Regions from separate parts of the Homo sapiens genome. Here region 2 is linked to region 1. Evidence: read pairs that join two places in POLR2A ChIA-PET (ENCODE). Cell type or tissue: PC-9. All regions are shown on one strand.

Evidence for each region. Peaks named below come from ENCODE experiments on the same cell type or tissue, not always from the same donor. Only the 100,000 strongest peaks of a DNase experiment are listed, where the experiment ranks them.
Region 2: POLR2A ChIA-PET joins it to region 1 with 8 read pairs; 3 of 35 experiments call an interaction of 5 or more read pairs at or near these places.

What each region holds. Positions count from the first base shown.
Region 1 is chr7:107,948,234-107,950,733 of GRCh38, reverse strand. The region is part of intron 24 of LAMB1 (laminin subunit beta 1); the gene reads left to right. Among named protein-coding and RNA genes, the nearest start is that of LAMB1, 54 kb to the left of the region's middle. RefSeq lists an enhancer at 2,287-2,500. In PC-9, no CTCF peak of the experiment used is centred here; DNase peaks (open chromatin) are centred at 1,363 and 1,693; H3K4me3 peaks cover 909 bases; H3K27ac peaks cover 2,500 bases.
Region 2 is chr7:108,123,974-108,126,473 of GRCh38, reverse strand. All of the region lies in intron 1 of LAMB4 (laminin subunit beta 4), which reads left to right. Among named protein-coding and RNA genes, the nearest start is that of LAMB4, 5.1 kb to the left of the region's middle. In PC-9, no CTCF peak of the experiment used is centred here; no DNase peak of the experiment used is centred here.

The sequences.
Region 1 (2,500 bases):
TTGACAGTTTAAGCTCTTGGCGTATGTGTGTAAGATAACATCCCCACCAGTGAAAACTGGAGGGCAATGTCATGGAGACTTCGTGCACAACAAAGGGCTCCAAGGTCAGGGGCTCCAAGTCAGTTTAATGTGAATAAAACCCAGATTTTCACCTAAGCTTATGATTAAACAAACAAACAAAAAAAGATGGAAATGACATTTTCTTACAAACAAAAACTTGTTAAAATTATGTGAATCATCAGGATTGCTTGATTTTTATGGTATTGCAGTTTTTTTGACCTGGAAAATTATTTTTCAGATCTTAAAGTCAAAATATGGAAAAGACTGAATAGGCTGTTGCAACTCTGTTTTTATATTCTTTCTTTCCTACTTGATTTTCTTCCCTGTTTTTAATTGATCATTATGGATAAAAATTTTCTGTAGTTTCTTAAGTGCTCTTTCGTATATTTGTTGCACATCTGAAATTATAGGTCTCTGTTGGACTCTTGAATTTTTTTTTTTTTTGAGACGGAGTCTCGCTCTGTCACCTAGGCCGGAATGCAGTGGCATAATCTCGGCTTACTGCAACCTCCACCTCCTGGGTTCAAGCGATTCTCCTGCCTCAGCCTCCCAAATAACTGGAGTTACAGGCAAGCGCCACCACGCCCGGCTAATTTTTGTATTTTTAGTAGAGATGGGGTTTCACCATATTGGTCAGGCTGGTCTCAAACTCCTGACCTCATGATTCACCCGCCTCGGCCTCCCAAAGTTCTAGAATTACAGGTGTGAGCCACTGTGCCTGGCCAGGACTCTTAAATTTTTAAAATGACCGTTTTCTTTTTTTGGACACAACTACAGCAAGAAATAATACAGATCTTCAAGTTGGCAACTCATTCAATATCTCCTACAGAAGGTCAGGAACCTAGAAACTGTGTTCCTTCAGGGTGCAAACCCATGTGTTCCTTAACAGCAGAAAAAGGTCAGTGGGCAAGACCAGAACAAATTAGATATGATTTGTTTTTTAAGTTGAGGCTTAGCCAGAAGGGTTTGTATGGACCTCTTAGATTAAGGTTTGTTTCACAGTGGGGATAATGTTTGCTATGTCAATAAACAGGTACTTTTCTTTCATCATTCTCCAAATTTGGTTCTTAATGAGATCTGACATCCCCTCTTCCATTAGAAGGTATTGAAATCCAGTGGACCAGTTTCTCCAAGATGTCTCTTGAAAGTAAAACTCTGCTTAAAATCTGTTTTTTCCAGGGCTCTAATCACTACTCTGTTAAATTCCTCAAACTTGTAATGCCCCAAGGCTTGATTTTTTCCAGATAATGGCTCTATCGTTGCACATACCCTGATTCTGTCAGCATGTGTCATTGGCAAAATAGCTTTCTCTGCCAAAGCTTTCTGACCTTTGGCTCCATCTTAGCTTTGTTAGCAGGAAAGGCCTGCTACCCAGAGTCAGAGTCAATCAGAGAATTGTTCATGTGGTCCTTAGAACTTTACTCCTTACCCTTTTATCTTTTCTTTAAACTTTCGCCTCTAAATCTGCCAGGGAAATTGTGACTTATAGAAACCTTGTCAACTTGTTTGGGTCAAAAGTTAGATCCTGTTTTAGAAACTCTGCAAAGAGTGAGATTCATGGCATCATTGTTCGCCAACTTCTTTGTTCCTTTCATCCAGAAGAAAGGTCAGCTCATTACGTAAGAAACTTTTCATCAGGAAAAGCAAACAACCGATAAAAAACAGAAACTAAGTATTCTGCAAGGAAACCTGGTTTAAGGAGAATGTATTGAAACTGGATATGTCTGTTCCTTTTTACTCCTCCCTTTGGCATTTCCTTTTTTTTTCTGTAAGATAATCATAGAAATTTAGTTAATGGAGGAACTACAAAGATCACATGGCTTTATGGTTTGCCTATTATGCTGGCCAATCCCGGTGGCACGAGGGCAGCAGGGATGCAGACAGATGAAGAGGTCCCATAGCCAAGAGTGTAGGTCCTGGAGCCAGACTGCCCACATTCACTTCAAGCAATTGGTACTCCTGTATTAGAAGAAAACAAAGTCCCTTCTCATCTCCTCACCCAGTATACTCCTCTTTTTACTCAGCTTGATAGGAATCTTTCCAGTCCTCTCTGCATTTATATGTATACATCATTCGTATTCGTGACCCTAATAATGATACCCAGTCAGCTCACACCAGCAAGAAAAAGTATTTTTCAAGCCCTCTGGAAGCATTGGAAGCTCCAAGTGAGCATAAGTGAAAATACCCTAAGAGATACTTCCAGGTTCTAGATCCAGGTGTTTCATTTTCCCCTTGTTTTCCCACTACATTGTCATCTCTCCAACCTTATCTTTAGTTTTGTTTTTTTCATGGAAGACCAGAAAGCCCCTTTCCCCAAAGTGTTAAAATCTGGGGTGAAGGCAACTGACCTCATTGCATACTTTGGCAATTCAAAGTTATAAAATGTTAGCCGGGCACGGTGGTTCACGCCTGTAATCCCAACACTTTGGGAGGCCAAGGC
Region 2 (2,500 bases), 180 kb before region 1:
ACAAATATTGTGCGATTCTACATATGTTAGATACTTAGAGTAGTCAAATCCATAGAGACAGAAAGTAGAACGGTGGCTGCCAGGGGCTCGGGGAGACATGAAGACTTCTTGTTTAATGGATACAAAGTTTCAACTTTGCAAGATGAAAAGTGTTCTGGAGATCGGTTGCACACAATGTAAATGTAATTAACACTACTGAAGTGTACAGGTAAAAATGATTAAGATGGTCAATTTTATGTAGGTGTATTTCTACCACAATTAAAAATAAATATTTCAAAAAGGAAGTCATTAAAAATATCTTCTCAAGTGATTCTCAGTTGCATTCAGGGCTGTGGCCTGCTGATCTAACAGAATTATTGGCAAGCTGTGTGATTCTGTCATTTATCTCTTCACATAGCAACTGTGATAATCCTTAACCAATTATCAATAAGGAAATTGTATCTCTTCTAGTTCAATTTGGGATCTGTTTCTGACTCCTCCTGCTGCTCCTTTGGGGCAGGTCATTTTTAAACCTGGCTGATGTACACTGGGAAGTCCAGTAGTCTTTGTACCATGACCTTTATTGTTGCTTGAAGAGAATTCCCATATGGACTGAAGAAATTTTCAGCAGGTCATTTTTATCATAGAAATGTGGTGAACTGTGATACTGAGGAAGCTTTGTTCCCCCAAATGCTCTGCAAAAGGCATTCCGCTTGTTCTTTTACTCCTGCGTTCAGCATTACAGTTCCACCTCCTGTCTTTCTAAATCTGAGTCCTGGGAATTCGGCAGTCTGCCTCACTCCCACCTGTCCGATGTAGGAAAAGATTAGCCCATCATTTGTAGCTGGAAACAGTCTTTTGCTTTGGACTCTGCCCTGTGAATAGGTTCTCCACTGGAGAGAAGCAGGAATGCCATGATATATCCTATGTAGCACTTTACCCCAGCAACTCAGAGCCTAGATCATTACAAGCCATGAATCGTAGGCTATTCACAGAGATTGTCATCTCACTGAATTCAGTTTCTTTGGTTATAGAGAATCATACTTTCAAACTTTGCTAATAATGCCCATTCTTATTAAATGCCCATAATGCCAATCATTTTGCATTTCCAGACAGAATGAAGCACACGGGCAGTTCTAAATACAGGACAGCATCAGGATTAGATATTTCATTTATCAGAAGTATATCTGGGCGGCTGAACAGAAGCCAAGCTCCTGACTTGCCTGTGAGAAAAAAGCAGTAAGAAAGTACCACCTAGAAAAGTGCCTGTGCAGGTTCGGGTGGCCTATACAGAATGGACCTTCCTATAGCTGTAACCTGGATTCTCCTATAGGTCTTCACAAGGTTTTGTATGAGGCCATTAGCCCAAGATTGCAGACTTTTCCAACAGGTAGAGCTCATTCTGATGGAGCTACTATGGGAGGACTGTTTCTCAGTGAGTCACTTTCCAGCATTGGACTTCCAAAGTGAACCCTAGGCTTCATAAAGAGCCTGAATCACAGAATGGGATATTTGCCTAAAATCAGGCATTGCAAAACACCCTAAAAAGACTTCATAGGGAGGCTGACATTTGGGCTTAGGAGGGTGACATTCAAGGCAAAGGAAACAGCGTGCAAAGAAGGTTCAGAAAACAGAAACTGGAGTGCTAAGGCTGGAGCGCAGGGACTGTGCATGTGCAGGGACTGGGAATATGGGAGTAGGAGGGTAACGGATTCACAAGGAAAAGCCTCGAAGGTAGAATGTGAAAAAATAGTCTCACTTGAAAATACGTGAAAGAGGTTTTATATTTCCTACTATTCAAATAAATTATAATGAGGTTGTTTTTTTTTTGCCTTTTAAACTGACAGATATTTAAAAATAATACTCCATGTTGGTAAGGGCTCATGTTAGCAGTGCTCACAGTCTGGTTATAAGAGTGTAAATTGGAACAAACTTTCTGCATGGTAGTTTGACAGTGACATCAAAAGCTTTATACACACATATACATATGTATATTTGTATATATGCATGTGTGTGTATGTGTATATATATACAATCTTTATATACATATATGGTTATATGCACACACACATATACTCTTTGGCTCATTATTTCTGCTCCATTTACTATATCATAGTGAATAAGGCTATAAACAAAGATTTAGCAGAAATATTTATAATAGGAAAATATTATAAACCAAGTACACATCAACCAATAGAGAATTCATTAAATCAATTCTAGTTTCTACATTCAGACTAATACTATGCAGTAATTAAAAATACTGTTGTCCATCTTACAACACAATGAGATTCCATCTCTACAAAAAATAAAAATTAGCTGGGTATGCTGGCACATGCCTATAGTCTCTGCTACTGGGGAGGCTGAGGTGGGAGAATCAGCTTGAATCCAGGAGGCTGAGGCTGCACTGGTCCACCATTGCACCACTGTACTCCAGCCTGGGCAACAGAGTGAGACACTGTCTTAAAAAAAGGAAAAAAAAAAACCATTACAAATTTTACCTTCTTTTCTCCAGACCCACTGA